Regions from separate parts of the Mus musculus genome. Here region 2 is linked to region 1. The links are chromatin loops, found by intact Hi-C in ENCODE. Cell type or tissue: left cerebral cortex. All regions are shown on one strand. Links, peaks and the distances in the headings refer to the core of each region. The heading gives the core; the rest is flanking DNA.

What was found. A loop is a pair of places that touch in the nucleus more often than their neighbours do. Peaks named below come from ENCODE experiments on the same cell type or tissue, not always from the same donor. Only the 100,000 strongest peaks of a DNase experiment are listed, where the experiment ranks them.
Region 2: a loop joins it to region 1, with 5 times the contacts of the local background. A loop is called at or near these places in 10 of 42 quality-filtered maps.

What each region holds. Positions count from the first base shown.
Region 1 is chr13:99,326,460-99,338,959 of GRCm38, reverse strand. It overlaps Ptcd2 (pentatricopeptide repeat domain 2), which reads left to right. Exons shown (of 10, transcript NM_026873.2): 4 at 2,180-2,297; 5 at 5,994-6,072; 6 at 6,433-6,524; 7 at 8,895-9,008; 8 at 12,248-12,322. Among named protein-coding and RNA genes, the nearest start is that of Ptcd2, 12 kb to the left of the region's middle. In left cerebral cortex, for the core only: no CTCF peak of the experiment used is centred there; no DNase peak of the experiment used is centred there.
Region 2 is chr13:98,850,138-98,862,637 of GRCm38, reverse strand. Tnpo1 (transportin 1) reads left to right here. Exons shown (of 24, transcript NM_178716.3): 12 at 1,845-1,997; 13 at 2,650-2,875; 14 at 4,081-4,252; 15 at 5,663-5,749; 16 at 7,060-7,326; 17 at 7,408-7,495; 18 at 9,140-9,238; 19 at 9,688-9,783; 20 at 12,455-12,500. Among named protein-coding and RNA genes, the nearest start is that of Gm34995, 40 kb to the right of the region's middle. In left cerebral cortex, for the core only: no CTCF peak of the experiment used is centred there; a DNase peak (open chromatin) is centred at 7,194; H3K27ac peaks cover 625 bases.

The sequences.
Region 1 (12,500 bases), core at 2,312-10,311:
GTATTCTCTGAATTAATACAACATCCGTTAGTCTTATTATTTATATGTTAAGGAATCATAATTCTAGTGGTGGCACTAGAGTATTCCACCACATAGCAGCTATTTTAGTCATCTGGTCTGTTTATAGTCATCTAAGTTACTTCTAGGTTTTTTTTTTCAGCATAACTAATGTGGTGAATGACTCTAGAAAACTTAAGCACTCTCGTTTTTGTTTTGGGTCAAAGAGTATATTAGTTAGTTTTTCATTACTCTAACGAAATACCCGAGACAATCTGCATATGGAGAAAGGAGATTATCTTTGATTCACAGTTTTGGACAGTCTAGGGCATGACACTGGCATCAACTTAGCTCTCCTGAAGGTTCTTGACTGTCTCACATTGTGCTGGTCAGTGCTGGTAAAAAGAAATCACTTCTCAAGCTAGGAGGCCATAAAGCTGAGTGGAACAGACTCAGTCTTTTGTGGTAACTCCTCTAGGACGTGAGAGGGCACATGAAAAATACCTGAGCCTTTTTGAGAGCAATATTCTTAGTTGGTCTGAGGACATCCACATTGAACAACAAACCAAATTCAAACTATAACGCAGACTGCCAATAAGCCTGCAGATCATGCCAGCAACTCTAGTTTTGCTTTGTCATTTGAGAGCCTCGGGTTATTTTCCCTTATTTTACATGTTATTACCCTAAAGCCTGCAAATACCTGTAAGAATAACACAACGATAAAAACTCTGAGTGTTCTTTCTGCTTTTACATTCACCGCCACATCCAAGTGTGACTACAGTCCTTCACTGATCTCATGACACAACGACACAACCTAGTTGCTTTTCTTTGCCACTCTTGCGAGCAGCTGGGCAGGTTGGAAGGTCTAACCAACCTGTTGACTGTCTTCCTGAGGCCTGCAGCTGGCACCGGGAAGGGAGGGCCTGAGCTAAAACAGAAGCTCATCTTTATTGAGCCACAGTGGGGTAATAACTTCATCTCCTCATAACTTGCACCAGTGCTGTTGAGTTTATGAGGCGATTTTAGATCCTCCCATTTACTGCTGTTGACTTCATTTTGAACGTGGACATCAAACCAGGGGAACTTTTGCTTTCTGTTTTTAATCTGGCACACGTTCCTCATTTACTGAAATATTTATAGATTTCACGTTAAATAATAGCTAACAGGAAACAGTTGTCACGTGCTGAGCCAACCTTATCCAGTTCTCACAAAACTATGCGAGTTCCTCTCTCTACAGATGAGGGATGAAGCTCCAAATGGTTGGCTTTCTTACAGAGTCCATAAGCAGAAGGGCTGGGTTTGAACCTTCACACGGAAGGAGCCAAAAGTCCTTAGTCACTGTCCTCTTCTGTCTTAGTAACTCAGTTCTCAAGTAGAATAAGGAAGCAGGGCCAGTATCTACCACCACTGTATTTGACTGTGTGTATGCTTGCTTACACCCCAGCCCTAATGCCACCCCAGCTTTCCTCTGTTGTTTCAGCAGAAGGAGAAATGCATGGTGGGGCCCATTCTAAGGAGCCCCTGCTGCCTGTGCTCCTGGCCCAGCAGGTAGTTGCTTAATCTAGGAGATAATCACAGTGTGTATTTTACTTCGTTATTTCGCAGAGTGAGTTAGAGTTGGCCTCTAACCAAACTTTGTTTCAATGCCCAGTATATTAAACTCTGCAATTCCTGATTTTATTCAAATCCTATTTCTCCCAACCAGAGAGTTCTTTATTGTGCTCCCAGCATCTAGTAGAGTGCATACTATGGTCTGTGTCTGTCCTTGTGGGGGGGTGTGGTATGTGTGATATATATCGTGTGTGTGTGTGTGTGTGTGTGTGTGTGTGTGTGTGTGTGTGTGTTTGTGTGTGTGTTCGTGTCCATGTATGTATACGTGGGCATGTGAGGGTGCATATACATGGCTAGAGATCACAGTCAACTATCTTCCTCAGTCGCCCTAACCCTTGTCTTTTGCAACTAGGTGTCACTGAACCCAGAGCTCAGTGATTGGCTCTGCTGGCCGTCCTGTAAGCACTGAGAATCCTGACTGTATCCGAGATGCAGATGCAGGAGCCTGGCTTTTCCGTGGTGCTGAGGACCCCAGACTTGGGTGCTTCTCTTGCTAGCTGAGATCTACTCATCCCGAGTCTGTTTTTGCCATACCCCATCTTTTTGCTCATAGACTAATCTTGATTACCAGGTACCATGCAGAAAACAAGAATTTCACTTTGGGGGAATACAAGTTCGGACCAGTTTTCATGAGGCTGTGCTACGAGCTGGACCTGGAGGACTCTGCAGTGGAGCTCGTCAGAGACAAGGTTATTTACTGTTTCTCAGTCCCTTCCCCTGCTCAGGTGATCTGGTCTTCTCAGTTGTTAGAAGACACATCCTTTCATTACATATTCTTTTTCCTAGGTAAGACTTTCAGGCTGAATAAATAAGCTTTCTGTGTTTCAAGTGTTTCCTTAGAGTTAGCTCACAGGGAGGTTTACAGGCATCTTTGGAGGCATAGCCCTACCGGGTACAGAAGCTGGTGGTCTAGTACATAGCTACCTTGGATGTGTGTGGTTACCTGGGACATGTGTCCTGTCTCGGGAGTTACGACTAGCCATTGATTTCTTATCCTGCATCTGTACACTCTCTTGTCGTCATTTTTTTTTTAATTTTTTTTTTTTTACTAAAGTCTGTATTTATAAGTGGTCAAGTCTTAAGATGCTTTTATATATTTTGTTTTTCTTTCTCTAAATCAAAATGTAATTCCGCACACCGTAAGGATAACTCAGTGGATACGAGTACTTCCCAAGTAAGCCTGAGGACCAGAGTTCAATCTGTGGAACCCACTAAATGTGGAGGGGAGAATCTAGTCCTCACAGTTGTCCTCTGACCTCCATGCATGCACCATGGCACCTGCAGTCGCACATACGCACACAATAGAAATAGATACATCTTATTAACATTTGTAGCTTCTAATAATAATAATAACAATAACAGTTATTATTATCATTATTTGGAGAACAGCTGCTCATCAGATGTGATTATTATTTCTACCTTAGAGAGGGTAAGACTGAATTAGAAACATTATAAATTCATCCATGGCCGGAGACACTGCTAGCTTGGGCTAGTGCCCACCGTGTACAGATTAGCGTGTTTAGGAACTCCGGAGTGAATCTTGGCGTGACTCACTCCTCTTTTGAACTTACTCTATTCTGTACTGTTGGAATGTGCCCTAGGCTTTTTATCTGACACAAGTAACCCAGGCTGCTCTCTAATTTGTAATCCTCCTGCCTCGGCCTTCTGAATGGGGTGACTCAGATAATTTACACTATAGTTGCCCTTCTTTAAGAACACCATCCATTAGGAAGGTGGGCATCACGTATTAGCAAGTAGAGAAAAGGTAGTTTAAGGCAAGTTTCAATGATTGCTCTTGCTGTTCTCTACTTTAAAAAAGAAAGAAAGGAATAGGGCATACTCAGGGGGAAGCGCTTGAACAGAGCCTGGGCTTGCCTCCCAAGCCCACGGTTTCAGAAAGTACAGCATGGCGGTATGCACTTACAGTCATAACACCAGGGAAGAGGAGGCCTGGATTCTTGGGGTTCGTTGGCCAACCAGCCCAGCCTACTTGTGTGTTCCAAGCCAGTGAGAGACAAAAGCGGCCATGGCACCTGAACAATGATATCCAAGGTGGCCTTCTCATGCACTGACGTACACAGGCACCCGTACCCACACGCACACATCACATGCTGGTATGTGTGAGCTAAACAGTGATGTCTAAGGTTGTTCTCTGACTTTCACATGTACTGGCATATGTGTGCACCCATACCCACACGCACACATCACATGCTGGTATGTGTGAACTAAACAACCAAACAGTGATGTCTAAGGTTGTTCTCTGGCTTTTACATATACTGGCATATGTGTGCACCATGATTACATGCTAGTATGTGTGTATTAAAATCTGGAAAGTAAACTATGTCTTTAGGGTTAGAATTATTAAAATCTCACTTTTCATTTAATTGGTATTCTTTTAACATTTTAAATAAATATTTTAATGTTACAACTAAAAGAAAATTAAAATTTTCTTCATTATAAGTCAAAGGTATGATGATGACAGTAAAATCAAAATGCAGGTAATTTTTTAAGCCTCGGATACAGAAACCCCACGTGTAGGAAGGCGCCTGCTGTAGAGAGGAGTGAACTGAAGAGTGAGGCCTTGCCAACCCTGCTTCTGTGACAGTGCTTTCTCCATCCCGTGTCTCTTACTCCTGTCCGTGTTCCGGTCATTGTGCACCACTGCCCCCGTGGTGGCTGAGACTCTGGCTTTATTTCTCACAGTCCTCTGGCTCTGTGTTCACTGCCTGCCTGACTTGTACCTAAGCTCTCCTAAACTACAACCCAGCCAGCATTTATAGCAGACTTCGTTTCCTTAGTCTCAGCATCAAGAGTCTATGTGGTAGGCTGACCAAGCCCCCTCCGCCACTCAACAGGTTCTCCAGCAGGGGAGTGAGGATTAAAAAGAAAAAGGGCATTTAGACAGCATTGTAGCGTAACTTCAGTCCGTTCTGAGACTGAAGGCAAATTTAATTTTCCAATCCACTTTCTATACCATTTTAATTACATGCAAGTATTTTGGGCAAGCAGTAGAATAAGGAACTAACAAAGCAGCAATCGAAGTCCTAGATTACTCCCAAGACAGTTGTTTAAAAGGGCTTGTCATAAAGACCAAATACTTGAGCCCACTTCCTTGTCCAAGGCCAAAATCTTGCCTGAAGCCTACTTCTTTTGTTGCACCCTGAGACTAAAATTCCTGCCTTACCCTACTTCCCTATTACAGCCTGAAGTTAAATTCTTGCTGAAACTTACTTCTTTATCATGCCCTAATGCCAGATTCCTGCCTGAACTTACATCCCAGTCATGGCCAATGTCAGATTCCTGCCTGAAGCCCATTTGCTTGTCCTTGGCCAGTGTCAGACTCCTGTCAAGCGGTACCCCAGAAGGTTTTCCAAAGTAGGCCCTCAAAAAAAAAAAAAAAAATACAGGAAACAACATTTGAATATCATGTAAAATGCTGTGATGTAAGAGAATTGAACTATTATGAAACAGCGGTAATGGCAACATAATTTATTCTTTAAAAATTATGACAAGAAGAAATCTTAAGTTTGTTAAGTGATAAATGTTACTTAATTTAGCTATTCTGATATGTGTGGATTTTAAAACCAAATATAATAAATACAGAGGTGGTTTTGTTATTAAGATAAATAAAAGTTAAAAACAATGTTATGAACTACCGTTTTAGCAGACTTTTTTCTTTTCTTTTCTTTTCTTTTCTTTTCTTTTCTTTTCTTTTCTTTTTTTTTTTTTTGGTTTCCCGAGACAGGGTTTCTCTGTGTAGCCCTAGCTGTCCTGGAACTCACTCTGTAGACCAGGCTGGCCTCGAACTCAGAAATCCGCCTGCCTCTGCCTCCCAAGTGCTGGGATTAAAGGCGTGCGCCATCACGCCCGGCCTGTGAGACATTCTTGTCTTCAGTCTAAAACCTGCTCTGCCGTGACACTGCTAGTCGGTGCAGGCTCACGGCTACCTTCCTGATTCTTCATTACTCACAAAACAGTTTTCATGCTTCTTGTCCAGGACATCCATTCCCAAAGCTGTAACAGTGCTCAGCAGTTAAGCTTTAAAAACACTTTTTTTGTTGTTTTTTGTTTTGTTTTTCAAGACAGGGTTTCTCTAAAAACTCCTCTATATACCGGACTACTAGAGAATTCAGGAAGCTACAGAGTAAAACATGTAGAAGTAAGTAAGATACAGGCCCTGCATAGTAAGTGGCCCATGCGTTTACTCCAGCGCAAGGGACACAGAGGTCGGTGGCTCTCTGTGAGTTTGAGGCCATCCAGTGATCTGCATGATGAGTTACAGGGCAGCCAGTGCTACCTACTGAGACCTGGTCTCAAACAGACACAGCATGTGACGTCCCTTAGTAGTTTTAACTGTTGACCACACTGTATTGTTTCTCTTCTAGCATCTACAAGGCTTCTTCCTAGATTCAACGTCATTCAATATTTTGATGGATATGTTATTTACCAAAGGCAAATATGAACGTAAGTATTACATACAGTCTGAGGTTATGGAAAAACTCCCCCGGAATAGCAGCTCGGGTGGGAAGCGCCTTAGAGGTGACCTTAGATTCCTGTTGAGGAGCCCCAGTGTGACCTCACTCCTGAAGTTTGAAAACATCTCTCTGTGTGTGGTGGCTGACGAGAACCACCCCAGATTATCTGAAACCTTAGCAAGTTTCTGTGCGTTCTTCCTACCTGATCTGGCTCCGTGCTATTTGACTTTGAGGAAGGGCTTTCATCATGTTAAAATCTGCTCTCTGGTAGGTGGTGCTGAACTGATTAGAATTTTGGCCACTGCCAGGAGGTGCTTTTAACTGCTGGCCGCTCTTTCCTTCATTGCAGGTGCACTTCAAGTGTTGATCGAAATGAAAAACCAAGATGTGAGGTTCAGCAAAGAAACCTACATCCTCGCTTTTGCAATCTGCTACAAACTGGTAAGAGCGTTTCCCTAACCCTCTGGGCGCTGGGCATTGAGGAGGATCTGAGAGTGAATTTATTCTCCCCCTCCCCCCTTTCTTTCTCTGGTTCCTTTAAAATCTACTTTCCATCTGGCACAAATACTTCAATTTTAAATTAGATCTTGAAAACAAGAGACAAGTCCCTGCTGGGCTCCAGAATCTCTGCTCGGTTAGACTATTCTAGATCAGGCCCTGCTCCCCTCTGGAAATCATCCCATCCTTCTGGGGTGAGCTCTACATGTGATTGCCGTCATGTGTTCTTTCTATGTATGGGCGTTTCACACAAGTGCCTATCTGTGCACTGCATGCATGCCTGGTGCCTGTGGAAGTCAGAAGAGGGTATCTGACCTTCCGAAACTAAACTTGCAGGTGGTTATGAACCATGATGTGAGTGCTGGGAGTTAACCCCTATCCTCTACCAGTCAGTGCTCTTAACCACTTAGCCATCTCCTAAGCCCTGCTACCACGTAGTCTCGATTTGTTCTGCTAAGCCTTTGTAAATCTTTAAGCCATTCTTAGCTATAGGTCTGAAGGCTAGTTTACTGCCCTCAGGATGAGGTCATCCTTCCCAGTCATACAGCACTACCATGGGTCATTCCAAACGGTGACTCCCAGGTAGGACCCTGCCCAGGCAGGCTTCCCTGGGTGTGTGAACTACAGAGAATTCAGTTCTGCTTAAGAAGCCAGAGGATGTTCTTCCTGGGTTGTATCCAAGAGGAACTTATTTCATTAAGTGGAGACAAGTTGGGAAACAGAGCTGCTGAGATTTCCCGTCACCCCTGGCAACTGCCTCATATACAATTCAGACTTTGTTTGGAGGATTGAGCCTTGAGTCTCACAGACTCACAGAAGTGGAGCTGGAGCTGCCATTGTAAAACCACCGCTGTGGTGGCCCGGGTCCCTGAGCCTGGGGCTAGGTTTACCTCACTGACCTGCTGATAGGTGCACCGCTGGTTGATGCATCACTGAGGGGTGGGGCTAGGTTTACATACTGTCCTGCTGATTGGAGCCTTACTGAGAGGGCAGGGCTAGGTTTGCATCACTGACAGACTGTGAGTGCATCACTTGGAGAGTGGTTGGTACATCACTTTCTCCAATTTAAAAGTAAGATGTTCTTTTTTTAGATGTATCTATTTTATGTGTGTGGGTATTTTACCTGCATGTAAGGATGTGCACCATCCGTGTGCCTGATGCTGGCGGAGGTCAGAAGAGGGCATCAGATTCCCTGGAACTGGAGTTATAGACAGTTGTGAGCCACTATATGTATGCTGGGAACTCAACCTAGATCCTCTGTAAGAGCAACAAGTGCTCCTAACTGCTGAGCCAGCTCTTCAACCCCCTTGAATATATATAAATAAATATGCTTCTATTTTTATGGGATTCTTTTGTAACGTATGTTAGATTAGTATTAATATTTTCAAATAGTTGGCTTATCTAGAGATTTTCAAGTTGGAAATCCCCCCAAAGGAAAGTCCCCTATGTTACAGAGCAGTATAGTGCTAGTTAATTAATACTGGGCTAACTGCGTTGTGGGGCTTATGCCTAGAAACTAGCCCACTGCTAAACAAGGAAACTTAGATGTTTATGAGTGGTAACTGCTCTGCAGTAAGCTGAACACTAAAAATTAGAGTTGAACGGCTACCATACAGATAGCCTAGTTTATTTGCAAAAAGCCTCTGTATAGCTTTTTTTTTTTCTTTTTGAAATTATAATAGAGAGATGGCTCAGAGGTTCATAGCACTAACTACTCTTCCAGAGGTTCTGAGTTCAATTCCCAGCAACCACATGGTGACTCACAACCATCTGTAATGGGATCTAATGCCCTCTTCTGGTGTCTGAAGACAGCTACTGTGTACTCATATACATAAAATAAATGCATCTTTTAAAAAATAATAATATAATTATATCATTTCTTCTTCCTTTTCCTCCCGCTAAGCTCTCTGCTATACCCCTTTCAAATTCATAGCTTTTTTTCACCAATTGTCACATACATATATGTGTATGTATGTACATGTGTATTCCTCAATACAACCTGGTCAGCCTGTGTAGTGTTACTTGTATGCTGACCATTTGGTATCGGAGAGCCAGTTAATGTGCTCTTACCTGGGGAAGACAATTTCTCCCACTCTGAGTGTCTGTCCCTTAGTTGCATAAGTTCTTTGTGTAGGGTTGAAGCCTGTGGTCTTTCCTTAGTCCACACTGTCATGTCTTCAGAGTGTAATTTTTCAAGTGTCATCAGGTAGGCTCTGGGAAATTATTACAGAAGAGCTGAAATACTGAATGCTCTCAGTCATCAGGGCACCTGAAGGCTCATGGTACTGACTGAGAGTTCTCATCTTCTCACAGAATACCCTGGAATCGCTTAAAATCTGTACTACGTTAAGAGAAGAAGCCCTAATTAAGGGAGACATTATCTGCAGGAGAGCATACTGTTTTGTAGTGGCATTAGCTCTGAATAAGGTAAGACCTTGGGGCAGAAGAGACATAAGTGGACTGGCAGTGGGTAGGACATTATTGCTTTCTTTTGTTCTTGTTCTTCTTTTTTTTTTTTCCCCTCCTAACTGTACTGTAAGGAAGTGCTATCATGAAAGCAGTGGCTTCTTTGCCACAGCAGTTCTCAGCTATATCTGTGTCTGTAAATAACGTTTTCACTTGGAACTGAACCCCAGCATGCATTCTTTTTAGAATGGTGGGCCACCATCTTCTGGAGCATGAAAGAAGGAAGCTGCAGTCCAAGGGGAATATCTTTGCTACAGTGAAGACGTCACATGCCTTCTGTGCAGGGTTCCTAGAGGGCATTTTAAGTTAGTTCTCTCCAAAGTGCAGATGAATAAGGACTCCGGGGTCAGGCCTTGTTAGTTAGATAGCTCCGTCTGCTGTTACTTAGTTGAAGCCTTAGCATTCCCTTAGCCCGTCATCCCCTCACTGACAGACGAAGCAACCAAGGCCCAGAAAGACAGTGAAACTCTGATTGGTCTCAGTGAGGGACACAGTGCTGGGACACCTGCTGTCTTAAAGAGCCCACTTCTGAGATTAGCACATTTGCTATGTGGAAAATGGAAGGCTTATGATATAAAATTGTAACCAAACTAAGTTATTACCTAGCCAGTAAGGCTGAGGAGCTCTTACTTAAGACTAATTAGAATAGGAACTTAGGACCTCAAAGGTGATTGTTTCCTTAATGCTGGGGAAGGCTTATGAGGATACACTCCTACTGGGCACCAATTGGGCATGATCACTTCTGGCTTACCAGCATCCATGTCTGTCCAAGGAAGTTGTTTCATGTCTTCCTACTCTGCTGGGGGCTGAGGCACAGGGACCAAAGTCCCGTGTGAGGCACATGTCCCCAGTCTTTTCATAGCTCTTTGCTCTTAGGAAGCAAAAGCCATCCCTGTGGGAGCTCACATAGAGCCTCCTGTCATCGTGACTCTGAGTGGAGTGCTGTGCAGGACTCTCCATGGTCGTAGTTGCCGCTTTGCCCTAACCTCAACCTTCTCTGGTAGTGTCAGCGCTTTTGCTTTTGTCTCTGTTCATTTTGGTCGAGTTTGCATTGGTGCGCTGGTACCTTTCAGTCATTCCGTTTGAAGTCTTTCTGAATCCTTTTGGTTTATGTGTATCTCTTATGTGTTGCAGAACTTCAACTTGGCTTTGTAATAGGACATTATTCTTTCCTAACATACTTATATTCATATGACATGCGTGAGCTTAGTGGAATTTTATTTGATGCCTTACGTTTTTATAACTTAAAATATTTTCTGGCATGTGGTTTTCATTGGTTTGTACTGCTATGACTACCCTACTAGTCACTCTTAAGATGAAGTTAGAATTTATGAATGAAGCAGACAGACAAGTGCTGGAAGAAGGGCAGTGCCTTGTACTGATTCTCTGGACGGAGTACAGTGTTTTTCTGTAGGTGGTTTGCTCAGATTGTAGATAACTGGGTGTCAGCCAGGGAGGCAACTTGGTGGGAGGCTCTCTCTTGTGTCCCCTGTATGTCCTTACTAGCTACTCTGCCTCACTAACTCAAAGGCCCTGAGAAACCATGTACACCTTACCTTTTACCTTGAATTTTGGCAAGTTGGGTGGAAATGCTGCTCTGAACGAGGCTTAGCACAGCCTCAGCTTGCCTCAGGTCACCGTTGCAGGTCTTCCCTGTCCCATGTCTTCTCTGCTGGCCACTCCAAAGCCATGTTGTTACTTAGTTTTCTCAATCTAATTCCTGTGACAGCAGCTGCTGATGGTGAAGTTGACGTGTTTTCTTTCTTCATCTCCTTCATGGAATTTTAGTGGCTACAATACCTTTATTGGTATTTGCTTTTCTTGTAAATATGCCCAGTTTATTGGCTTTAAGGAGGAAATAGAGTGGCTTTAAGGAGGAAATAGAGGCGAAGAGATGGACCTTTGAAATCGTGCTCTTCTGTGCCGTTGTGTAGCGATTCCTTCCTTCCCAGGTGAGTAGTTCTCCTCCCACACTGTTCTGTGGTCCCAGCTGTAGGACCAGCTGTTTTATTGCCGTTAGTTACCATGGCGTGCTGTTCTCCCAGCTCTCTCTGCTTTGCCTGCAACGTGTCTATATGTGGAGTTCTTCAAACAAACTACAGAACCTGAGTTCTCGGTGGCTTAAGTTGTTTTATTGCAGTTTTGCCAGACTTAGCATTTTGAGATGGCCCTTGCTTTCCTTGAGTTTTTTGTTTTATTTTTGAGCCCTGGTCTTCTGTTACACATCTTGCCCGCTGCTGTGAAGTCTGCCCAATTTCATTTTACGGCTGACAGACGTGAACTTGTTCTTGTTCCTCATTTTGTCCTCTGTCTCCATGAGCACAGCCTCTTCCTGGAGTCCCCTCCACTGATTATTCTCTCGGTTTGTTTGCTATGTCCTTTTTCCCTCTTCTACTTTCAAAACTCTTTCTTTACACGGTCCTTTCTCTGGTTCTCTTTTGATTACTCATCACTCAAAACTGAATATCTTTTAGAAACCATTGGCAGGGAAGTGACATCCGTGGGACAGAAACACGGGAGTCCTAGTGTAGACAGGCAGCCTTTCCTTTGTGTAACAACTCCGCACTGTAACCTGTGGTCCTGCTGGTGATGCCCACACTTGTTTTCCTGATCTGTGGCTACCTCTCTGCTGCCTCCCACAAATACAACTTAGCCATGAACCTGCTCCTCCTCCCATCTGTGCCTCCTTAGGGATCCGTATTTGCCCCTTACAAGTCGCAAAGTCCCAGTCACTGTGGGAAGGCACTTAGGTCATGGAGTTTAGGTTGTACTGGTGGAGTCCCTTTCTGTAACGTGCAGGTCCTCTGCCTGCGTCTTCCTCAGCCTTGCTGAGCTCCACCTCCAAGGGTTCTGACAGTGTGCCGCTTCTTCAGGGATTTGAAGCATCACTGTTCTCATTATACCAATGATGAGGCTTGCTTTGTTTTCTTCAGAGCTGGCTCCAGTAGGAGAAGGGAGAATGCCAGTTTAATGCCTCCATCTTAAAACGTAGGCTCAGAGAGACTGCTAAAATATAGGGCGCCATGTCGCTGGGTAAAACTCTATAGTGTTTGTTTAATTTTGATTATTACAAAACTCCCATTGTTAGTTTAAACCCATGAGGCCCGTGTGTAGGAGCCCCTGCTTTCTTAGGTGACCTGCAGGGGACAGAGTGACAGTGTATGCTTTGGAGTATGACTTTTTGTCATTTTTCTTTCCAGAACCAGTTGAAAAACGCTGTGTCCATTTTTTCTCAAATCGTGAATCCAGAAAGCATAGTGTGTATTAACTTAAATGTAAGTGATTTCCTTATAGTTGGTGAGTTGAGATGTGGTCAAATACCTACTGTTTTTGTCTGTGCAGTGACCTGATTGCCCAGTGTCGTCATTCTGGTCAGAACAATAGTCGTTTACCAAGCTCCATTCTGGGAAGAACCACTCCTGTGACAGAAGTCATCACCACAGGGCTTCCAGG
Region 2 (12,500 bases), core at 3,032-11,031, 480 kb after region 1:
ACTTTACCTACTGAACCAACTTTCCAGCCCCCTTAATTTAAGCATACAGCTTGCTAGCTTGCTTGCTTAGCCTTGGAATTCCACCTGGAGGCCCTTATCACATTCTTTTCCAACCATAGACTAGATCATGGCATATCTTCTGAAAAGTGGTTCTGATTTCACAAAATTTGGATCTACATGTCAAGGAAACCTCATGCTACTGCCCCTAGCCTAATATACCAAAATGCCATTTATTTCCTTGGTTAAAAGATAGATGCCCTTAGCGCCACAGTGTGGTTCCCACATGGCAAGGACCTCAGCATGTGGCTCTTCTGTTTTGTTCTTGCTTGCTTGCTAGCTGGTTGTTAGAACCCTGATGCTCTAGTTCAGGATTTCCCACCCTTAACATTATTTACATTTGAGGTCACATAATTTCATTGTTGTGCGGATTGTCTTATACATTATAATATGCTGCTGTTGTACACACAAGTTGTGACAGTCAGCAGTGTTCCCATACATTTCTAGACACCCCTGCAACTAAAGCACCCTCCTAAGGCCTCACTCCTTCTTACTAATTTCAAAGTATTGACGTTTTTAATAACTTTTATATGATTGTCCTACCATGTGTGTCACTATGGAGCACATAATTTCTATTCTGCCTGCTTAACTTCTTAGATGTAACCTTTAAAATTTTTAAATGTCTTATTTGTTATACACTATGCCAAAGACTTTGTATGCATATTACATGTTGTAATCATTCTAGGGACCTTAGGTAAGAAGGGAACTGCTGAAGGGTGGTGTTGCTAGAAGGACTGATAGCCAATGCTTTGGTCCCATCACCCTTTCTGCCCTTCCAGAAGCTCTTTGCACAGATGGAAAATCCTGTTGAGCCTTTTAGGGGAAAAGCCAGGTTTCTAAAATTGACACCAGATTACATATAGTCTGTTGCTCTTCTGTGTATTCACACAGAGAATTTCTTTTGTTGTTTGCCTGTAATAAGACTTTTTTAACAGATTAAGGGTTTCTTGTAGGCAATATAGCAGCTTTTACTGTTATAGAATTTTTTTGTTGTTGGCTTAAAGTTTGTGATCAAGCCAGGTGTGGTAGCACACGCCTTTAATCCCAGCACTCGGGAGGCAGAGGCAGGCAGATTTCTGAGTTCGAGGCCAGCCTGGTCTACAAAGTGAATTCCAGGACAGCCAGGGCTATACAGAGAAACCCTGTTTTGAAAAACCAAAAAAAAAAAAAAAAAAAAAAAAAAATTGTGATCAACTCTTTGCTATATCTAGTTCACATTGGAAAAAGTTTATACTTTATATCCTTGTTAATGAAATCTTAGCTATCTTATATATAGTCCTTTATAAAGAATTTTTCTGGCATATTTTATTTCTATTTTATATGGTAATTACTTTTACTTTATACTTGGTTACTTTCCAAATAAGAAATGATATACTTGATTCCCAAGTTATCTGCTATTGGAACTGTTAAATAAAACTAAGTTGGTGTTTTGTTTGTTTATTTGTTTTGTTTTTGAGACAGGGTGTCATGTAGCCCTGACTGACCTGGAACTCAGTGTCAAGTAGGCTGGCTTCTGAGAGATTTTCCCCACGTTCTGGGGTTGAAAACATATGTTACTACAGTCCTGGCCCCGGGTAGAACTCAGTCTTAAGTATGACCTCTTATCTGTTTGCTTAAAGTGAGCACATTTTGCCACAGAATTTTAACAATAACCATGGTCTTCTAGAAGCATTGGGTTTAATAGAACATTGTATTTTTTCCACGAAGATAGAAGAATTCTGTAATCACGTGCGGAAAGAAGTATGTTAATAAATTGGCTAATGCTGTCGCAATGTTCATGTTCTCAGGAAAGTGTTCTGCTGCTGCTCTCGATGTTCTCGCAAATGTTTATCGTGATGAGCTTTTGCCGCACATTCTGCCACTTTTGAAAGAATTGCTTTTCCATCATGAATGGGTTGTGAAAGAATCTGGCATCTTGGTTTTAGGAGCAATTGCTGAAGGTACGTCCAGCTTGAATTACAAGGTTTTTGATAGATATTAGTAAGGCCTAGGCTGCTGTGAGGAATTGTGACCCGAGTAGGCTGAGACTTGCCCTAAATTCACGCTTCCTGGCTCTGCTTGCAGTGCCAGATGTGGTACACAGATCACACAGTTGAAAGAGGTGACTGACTCAGAAGCCACCTTAAGGTCAGCTTCTCCTGGGTATAAGTCACAGGCCTCTTCTGGTCCCAGCCAGCGGGTTCAACCATATTTTCTGTGGGTGCTTTTGTTATAGTAAATGAAACTAAAAGAAATCGAATGTTTGAAAGCTATTTCTCTTAAATCACTTTATTCCTCAGGTAAATCTAGAGACTTGATAACACGAGAATGTCATCATCATTTTGATGTCCTGTCTTCACTATAAACATTGTCTCAAAATATTTATAGGTGCTTTGAAAACCAGAAATATCATGGAAAAAAATGGAATGAAATCTTAACCTCCTTTAAGACACCTAGGAACAATTAACTCTGATTTGTTGTTTTTTAATAGCTTGGTATCAACTTTTCTATTTGTAGCCCTGGAAATATACTAAATGTTTCTTAGTGGATGCTGTGTCCTTTCTATATACAGTTGAGTATAGCACGTTTTGAAAGATTGCTGTTCTTTCCTAGGTTGTATGCAAGGCATGATTCCGTACCTGCCCGAGCTCATTCCTCACCTTATTCAGTGCCTTTCTGATAAAAAGGCTCTTGTGCGTTCCATCACCTGCTGGACTCTTAGCCGCTATGCACACTGGGTAGTCAGCCAGCCACCAGATACGTACCTGAAGCCATTAATGACAGAACTGCTGAAGCGTATCCTCGATAGCAACAAGAGAGTACAGGAAGCAGCTTGCAGGTAGGACAGAGCCATAGCACTGTTTGTTATGAACATGAGAGCCTGGTTTCAAACCAGCAGACTTTTATACCACAAACTGCTGCAGTTATGATGAGAAATTGTTTTACTAACGGTTTTACTAAACAAAATGTGTCGTAATCCTTTGCTTTCTTGGTGGATTTTCAAACGAATAACAACATTTTAGATACTTATCCACTACCTTAACTTTGAGATTGAATGGCCTGCAGACTTTTGACACGTCCTCAATGGTGCTGTGCACAATCTTTCAAAACGTGCCAGTACCAGTGGTTGGGCTCTGCTCACATCAGAATTGCTTGTTTTCATTCCTACTGGTTTCTGTTTCTGGGAGCAGGGGAAGAAGATGGGAACTGCAATTAAATTCCTAATTCTTTGAACTGCTTTTACCATTGACCTTTTGTCCATCTAGGGATCAGACCCAATACTTACACATGCTAGGCAAGTGCTTGGCCATTTAGTGCCATCCTAGCTCACCATTGACTAAGTACTCCTGTGTGTGTGTGTGTGTGTGTGTGTGTGTAAATGAAGGGAGGCAAACTGAGGCTAGCATGTGGCTCCATTTGTAGAGTGACTGCATAAAGTCCTGGGCTTTGTCCTCAGAGCCATGTGATTGGACATGGTGATGCATGCCTGTCATGTCAAGACTGAAGGTGAGGATCAGCCTGGGTCATTCTGGGCTACATAGCAAATTTGAGGCTAGTCTAGACTACCAGCTGTAATGGTGCCAGCTTTAGTCTCAAACTTAGGTACAGAGGCAGGTGTCATTCTGTGCTCAAAGCCACAAGGGCTACAAAGTGGTTCAAGGCCAGCCAGAACTACATAATGAGACCCTGTCTTTAAAATTTTAAAAAGGGAGAGGGCAAGCTGGGGAGATGGCTTACAGACACTTACCTGCTCTTGCAGAGGGCCTGGGTTTAGTTCCCAGCAGTACATGTCAGCCTACCCTCTAATTCCATTTCAGGGATTTAGATGCTATGGTTGTCAAGAGCTCCTGTATGCACTCGGTGCCACATAACACAGCCTCAGGCATCTACACATAAAGCAAATAATTTTCAATGAAAAAAAAAATTTTAAACCAAAGTAAGCATGCAGAGTGAGGCAGCAAGGTGCTCATGATGTGACGTGAAAGCATCTGCGAACTGGAGACCATTTATTGTTTTTCCTTTTGTTTGTTTTTCTCATCCTAGTGCCTTCGCTACATTAGAAGAGGAGGCTTGTACAGAGCTCGTCCCTTACCTTGCTTATATACTCGATACCCTCGTCTTCGCCTTCAGTAAATACCAGCATAAGAACCTGCTCATTCTGTACGACGCCATAGGGACACTGGCAGATTCAGTGGGACATCATTTAAACAAGCCAGTAAGGACCTGAGGGTGACTGCTATGGGGACATTACAATAATAAACTGCAATAAATACATAGTGTATATTACAAAGTGAAGTATGAACCGTTAGCGTTTCCACCTTTGAAAATCACTTACGGTTAGTACAGAAATTCAAGTGTCTGGAGGAAAGAGGGTAAAGAAGATGTTATAGTCTGGCTTTGCTCCTTTACTTAGTTCCATGTAAGCACCATTTCATTAACACTGGCATCAAAGCTGCTGCATCTACACACTCTACTTCCTGTTCAGAGTGTACCAGGCAGTAGGAGTCGCCTATATAAAGTGAGAATGGGAATGAGAGATTGAAAATGCTGAATAGCAGTACTGAAGTGTCTTGCTTCTAGTTGTGTAAAACATGAGTGAGGATTTGAAGTCTTAAGAACAAGAGTCAGCTGTCTCTGCTGAATATGAATAATATCTGATAAGACATGTGGTCACTGTAGGAAATGTGTTATCAGTAAGTGTAACTCACTCTTGTTTTAAATTATGCTCAAGATATTGGCTGGTTTGGTTCGTTGAGGAATAGGTCATGTTTTAAAGCCTGTGCCTTTTGTTTAATTAATGTGATGGTATTATAAAGCCACTGCCCGCTCTTCCCACCCCAAAACTGTTTATCGCTTGAAAATAAAACTTGTGATTTGGGCTGGAGAGATGTCTCTGGTTAAGAGCAATGGTTGCTCTTCTAGAGATTCTGAGTTCAATTCCCAGCAACCACATGGTAGCTCACAACTGTCTATAATGTGATCTGATGCCCTCTTCTGGCATGCAGGTATAAACGCAAATAGAGCACTCATATATATTAAATGCATAAATAAATCTTTTTTTTAAAAAGCTTGTGATTGCTGGACAGTGATGGCCGCACGCCTTTAATCCCAGCTCTTGGGAGGCAGAGGTAGGTGGATTTCTGAGTTCAAGGCCAGCCTGATCTACAGGGTGAGTTCCAGGACAGCCAGGGCTGTACAGAGAAATCCTGCCTCAAAAAAACAAAACAAACAAAAAAAAAGCTTGTGATCTAACAAGGTATGGATTATGCTGGGTTTGATGACACACCTAGTATCAGCACTTGAGAGGCAGAAGCAGAGGCAAATGGCTTTGGGGCCAGCTCTGACTACATAGTGAATACCAGGCTAGCCAGGGCTGCATCATAAGACTGTTTGAAAAAGGAAAAGAACAAGTAGTAGATCTTGATGGTCTAAGGTACTTACTGATAACACATTTTCTTTTAAAAAAAATATAGATTACTTTAAATCAGGATCATATGAATTAAAGAGTAAGTCTTAAAATGTAAAAATTTAACACAATTGCTCCAGATGGGTTTTAGTTTTATAGACTCAATGAACATGTTTGCAGATGATAGTGAAGCTTTTTGTTTTTCATTACGGTAAACAGGAATATATTCAGATGCTAATGCCTCCTTTGATCCAGAAATGGAACATGCTGAAGGATGAAGACAAGGATCTTTTCCCTTTGCTTGAGGTACGCTGAGCTGGTGACGTTCAGTTATTCTAACAGTGTCATTCAGTCACAGTCATGGCCTGAACCAGAATGTGTGTGTGTGGTAAAAATATCTGTCTTCACAACAGTTTCTGGTGCGTTGTAGAATAGCACATAACTGCTTTCTGCAGTTTGTTCTTTGACAGTATAATGTATGTTGGTCATATTTAACCCAAATCATCTCTCCCACTTCTAACATTGCAACACCCCACTACCCGCCCGGAGTGCACATGGGCCGGCCTTCCTCCCACTGCCAAGTTCTTTGTTTTATTTTGAGACAAGGTCTCAACATGTAGCCCTGGGTGTCCTGAATGAAACTTCTTATGTACACCGGGCAAATGTAAACTGAGAGGGATCCTCGTTTATGTCTCCTAGGTTCTGGGATTGAAAGGGCACATCACCATATCTTGGTTATGTTCTGTTTTGTTCTTCTTAAATAACCTGTTGACTCTACGCAATGCTGCCTTCCTGTATGGTCATGGGTATGACACCATCTACTAGAGCACGAGCTGCCTATCAGAGGCCACACCCCTAAAGAAAAGCAATTATCCTGTTGTTTGGCAGCCGTCAGTTACCAACTATTGCTGGCCCTCTCAATCCCCTCCCATCTGTTCTATAATATTGACCAGCTTGGTGCTGTGCCATTGTGAGTTCCCGAGGGTATTGGCCGAGTCATATCCAGAAGCCCACATTTCCTAGTGCTCCTCAGCCTCCATCTTCATCTTCCTAACCCCTCTTCCAATGATGTTCATGGAGCTGGGGCTAGCTGAGTATTCAGAAGTCACTCTTAGCTTTTGAATGCTTTCCAATGCAAAACAAGAAGTGTCTCTGTCCAAGGTTAAGGGTGTTAATCTATGACTCCTTAGCCATGAACTTTTGACTACGTTCACAGTACCAACGATGAGTTCTTTCCTGTGGAGCAGGCAGCCTTTGATTATATAGGAGTTGGTTATGGTTACTCTGTTAACCGTCATGTGGCGACTGTACATAGGAACATGCCGGCAGACTCACTTCCTTAAACTCAGAAATCTGCTCTTATGCTCAGGTTACATGTCACGCTTATTACACACAAACTCTACATGTCCTCTCACCTTCTGTACAGTTTAAATCACGTCTAGACTACTTATCATACCTGATACAGTGTGAGGTTACATTTTTCTGATGAATTGACAAATTGACTGTGAATGAGGTTTGAAAGAACCGGTTCATAGTGAGACATTTTTGCTTGCTTTAAAGCACTTATATTCTCTACTGTAATCTAAACCTTAATGTGTGTGCTTGATTCTTTTTAGTGTCTCTCGTCTGTTGCCACAGCCTTGCAGTCTGGCTTCCTTCCATATTGTGAACCTGTATATCAGCGTTGCGTAAACCTAGTTCAGAAGACTCTGGCACAAGCCATGCTAAACAATGCTCAACCAGAACAGTATGAAGCTCCAGATAAAGATTTTATGATTGTGGCTCTTGACTTACTCAGCGGCCTGGCTGAGGGCCTGGGAGGCAACATTGAGCAGCTGGTGGCCCGCAGTAACATCCTGACGCTGATGTACCAGTGCATGCAGGTGAGACCACAGGCGTCTGTGGGTGACTGGGGCCTGCGTCTTCGTTGTTACAAGAAGCTAATTTTTCCTGATTTCTTACAGGATAAAATGCCCGAGGTTCGGCAGAGTTCTTTTGCATTGCTAGGTGACCTGACTAAAGCGTGCTTCCAGCATGTTAAGCCTTGTATAGGTAGGAATGTTTTCTGCTTTGGGTGTGGGGTGTTCTACCTGTTTTAACTGTTTATTTTATATGAAAAAAAGTGCACGTTGTACAGGATTGGGGCAACTATGTCATTTTTTTTTAACATCTACTGAGTTACCACTGTATCTGGGGATGTTTGAATAGTATCAGTTTATAGAGAATGTTCGGTTCTAATTGTTTAATTTATGTAGCATTCACTTATAACAATATGAATTTGCTTTTTTGTTTTGCTTTTTGTCTTAATATGTAGTTCTGCCTGGTCTAGATTGACCTGCCTCCACCTCCCAGCACTGAGATCAAAGGTGTGCACCACCACACCCAGTAGGAATATGCTTTTTGAATCCTAACTATTTCTAGATTTTAAATAATGTCAGTGGCTATATGTTAAGTCATTAAGTTTTGGCTTAATACTCAAAATTATAATACATTGTTATGAGAAGCTGCTTACATAAATGTGTAACAAACATTTTGTGGATACACATTAAGCCTCGTTTCCCTTGTGTTGCTTGGTGTTTATAGACACAAAGACCATGCTATTTTTAAACTCAGTGTTTTTGAACTTGTCTCTTTCTTTCTTATAATGGTTTTCATTTCTAAATGGATCCGAGGTTTTGTCATGAGTTTACAGCCGTTTTTAGTGTGCTGATCCCAACTTTGGTGTCTTTAGCACACACTCCATTTCTCAGTATTTGCCATAAATTAACAGTTAGGTCTAGACGCTAAGCTTCAACTTGATCCCAGGCTTTATAGAGTGGAGGTCTGTGGGTTTATTAGTTTTTGTGAGTTTGTTGTTTGGTTGGTTGGTTTTCCTCAAGTTTTTATAGATGGTTTATGTGCTTGTTTTTATTTAGGAGATTATTTGTATGTGTGTTCCTATGTGTGTGCTGGCATGCATTATTAGACTGTAGACACATCCAAGGAGGCCAAAGGGCATTGTGTCTCCTGTATGTAGCTTGAGTTACATACAATTTGAGCCACCTAATATGGCTGCTGGGAACTGAATCTTGATCCTCTTAGAGAGCAGCAAGTGCTTTTAACCACTGAGCTGTTTTTCTCTCTGGCTCCAGTTCTGTGTGCTTCTTTAGAAGATACTTGGAGAGGAACTGTCCCTCTTTTTGGTAATGTTATCAACCACAGTGGCTATTAAATAGATAGTGGTTCTCAACCTGGATTAGGTTTGCTGTCTATGGAATTGTACAGTACCTGGACATTCTGTTTAACATAGATTTGTATTACTAGGTTAACAGATTTTGTGTGTGTGTGTGTGTGTGTGTGTGCGCGCGTGTGCGCGCTAGCATAGACAGATAGGAAAACATCCAGACACATAAGATTAAAAATAAATGCAGTGGGGAGCTACTACCTGAAGTATATATACTTAGGCCTCATATGAAAGTTCAATAGCCTGATATTACCTCTTGTAGTTTTAAGAAATTATTACCAGCTCCTTTAAAAATATTTATTTGCATACTTTATCAGTTTCAGAATTGACACTATATTATTTGTTTTATGACAAAACTTATTTTAGCTAGGATTTCAGTTTCTATCTAGATTTCCCTTAAAAGTAAGAAGTCTGCTGTTGACATGTATATACTACATAGCTTTATTTTATTATTTTGTTCTTGTTTTTCTTAGCTGATTTCATGCCAATATTGGGAACCAATCTAAATCCAGAGTTTATTTCAGTCTGCAACAATGCCACCTGGGCGATTGGGGAAATATCAATCCAAATGGGTGAGAGTATTTTCTTTTTAGCTGTATGCCTTAATCATTTTTTTTAAAGATTTATTTATTATATGTAAGTACACTGTAGCTGTCTACAGACACACCGGAAGAGGGCGTCAGATCTCATTACAGATGGTTGTGAGCTACCATGTGGTTGCTGGGATTTGAACTCAGGACCTTCAGAAGTGCAGTCGGTGCTCTTAAGCACTGAGCCATCTCGCCAGCCCTGCCTTAATCATTTTTGTCACTGTTCTGTTATTGTTTTTTATTATTATTATTATTATTATTATTATTATTATTTCTTTTTATTTATTTATTTTTAGTTTCTGAGCATTGGGAGGGAGAGAGAGGGTAAGAGAAGACTGACTGACTTGTTCCCAGTTATAAGGTTAGCCAAGCGTTGGTGGTGGTGTCTGACAGTTTCTCTTGCTCTTTCTGCTCTCCCCGTGGTGTGATAGGTATAGAGATGCAGCCCTACATCCCTATGGTGTTGCACCAGCTTGTGGAGATCATTAACAGACCCAACACCCCAAAGACGCTGTTGGAGAACACAGGTACCACGTAACTGAAGTGGTGAAGGGAAAATGATTGGCTTCGTAACTGTAAACTGAGATGCATAGAGAAACCGAAACAAAGCTAGCTTTGCAAACCCAGCTGTTACTGTTTGCTGTGTATTTAAATTCTTGAGAATGATGTCTTAGTTTAGCTATGTTCCATAGCCAGTTTACAGAAAAATACATTTTTCTACAAATTCTCATTTAGTCTTCTCTAAAATGTATTTTTGCTAAGATACAGTAAATATAAAAAGCAATAAGATCAATTGTTGAGTCAATAATTTATAAATGGCCAAAAATAGATTATAGTTCAGCAACTGATTGGCTAAAAATGGCATATGTGTTTTGTATTTCATCCTAAAATCTTTTTAAACCAGGAACTTAAGTGGCTCCTGGTGGGGTTTTTCTTCAGAGGCTTGTTTCTCTCGTGCATTTATAGAAAGCATGTTGGTGTTAAAGAATGCCTTCCATACAATAGCACATGTAGGGTTATTCCATCCTTTTCCCTCCACCCTCTCCAACTGTTGCTAATTAATATTTAAGTTTCATTTTTGTTCAGGGACATTTCTTTATATATTGAGGTAATATTCTAGTAGTTTCTTCATAGTTAATGTGAGTCCTCCCATTATAACTGGATGGAGATTAAAATAAGGTTTTCTAAATATGAAAGTTTTCAGGCATTTTAATTTTATACTTTTAAATTACACAGTTTACCCTCAAGTAACTAAAGTTTATAATGCTTATTGCTATGGAAGGAAATCTTAATTATGGAACAGTTATCTGACTGATTGGCTGTATGGGTACTGTTTAGTTCAAAGTAAATTACATTTTCTTTTTGAAAAGTTTAACAGTTTATGTTTAGGGTAGTTTTGAAATCTTGGCAGATATTTATCTTCCTAGAAAGCAGTACCTGTATATGACATTCAGAATGGAAATACTTGGCTATTATAAAAATATTGTTGAACCTAAAGAAAAGTTTCTATTTATCTTTTAATGTGAATGCATAACTGCAAATAAATGTTGAGTGTAATGTATGCTGAAGTTTCTTGTGGGATATCAGCTGGTGGATGTCTTCATATTTCCTTTAACAAATTGGCTTTATCAAGATTATGCTCTGGCATGATCACACTCAAGTAGTGATAAAATAGCTGATGGTGCCATACAAGCTGAGGCTGAATCAGGATGCAAAGCACTCCGGATTGGCTGAGTTACTTTGCCACAAGTGGCTACATAAATTACTGCCTTCTTCATTCCTTGCCCACAACAATGGGTTTTAAACTATAAAGTCAACATACATTTTAGCAACTTAAGCACCATATCCTCGCTATTTATTCCGAGGTCAATTCCTTAGTGTGTTGTATTTGTTTTTCCAACTCGTATATCCTACACTGAACTTTTTCAATGGACCATCATCTGCTCTCTCGCATGTCTCATTGGATTGTTCATACCTGCCTGTTTAATGAGAATGTTGCATAGTTCGTGTCTTTTGAACATAGGTTTTCTTTCTCTTGCTTCATATGAATCTGCTGAATTTTAGTATTATCTGTGTAGTTTGCTTCAAGTAATCCTTAAACATTTTTCTTTACCCCCAACCCCACCCTTTTTTTATAAAAGGTTAACCTGTAAGTTTTTGAGAGAACACCATTAAAGCACCTCATAGTTTGTTTTCTGTTTGTATTTTACCCGTTGTGTATAAATGTATTTACATGTATGTACCCTTGAATTGCAAGATGCAGTTCTGAGTTGCAGCTGTTTTAGCTTTTTGTTCATTTCAGGAATTCCTTAATTTTGATGGAGAGTGCCCACTTCAATTTAAAAAAAAAATCAGATAATGTACTATGGTATTATCTGTTTTGTATCAGGCCTTTTATAGGCCTTTTCCCCTATAGTCCATACCACCTGTCATTACAGTGAACTATGTAAATTTATTTCCGTTACTGTGCTTTTATCTTGTATGTGGTTAGAAGCTAGTGTATTGTTACCCATGTTATCAGAGGATAGTCAGAATGGAATCTGATACACTGGAGCAATTTTCAGTTTTTGATTCAGTAGACACCATGGTACTTAATGTCTGACAACTGATTTTTGACACAAGCAACAAAGTCCCATTAGTTTGAGAAAAGTTAACTTAAAAGCTACCAAAATTTGGGTTAATATCCCTAGGTGATTTTTAAAGGTTGTAATCACTTACAAAAAGTTGAAGTTTTGAACTAATACGCTACAGAGATTGATGTTTGAATAAACTATTGATAAATGCAATCACATTTCCTGATAATTCCTGGGGAAAGATTTCCTCTGCGATGAATGCTGACTGACTTTGAATGAAGACCCTCTAAGCCGCTCACTTAATAGCTCAGCTCTTACCATACTTGATATTTAGGTGAGCGAGAAAAACACTTGATGGTTTTTGGTGTTCTCTCAATCTTTAGTTACTTTAATTCCTTTTGTTTTCCTTTTCCAAGAGTATGCATATATATGTTGCTGCCCCTTCCATCAGGGGGTGGTAGTAACCAGCACTGGTGAGATCTTATGTTTATTATCATACACAAATTCTGTTGGTTTCTGTTTCTGAGTTATTTGTTGTTTTTTCTTTATTTTTTCTCCTTCCCCCTCATTTGCTCATGTCTTGGTTGGCGTTTGGTGGTGTATAACCGTGATTGCGTTACCTTAGCAATAACAATTGGTCGTCTTGGTTACGTTTGTCCTCAAGAGGTGGC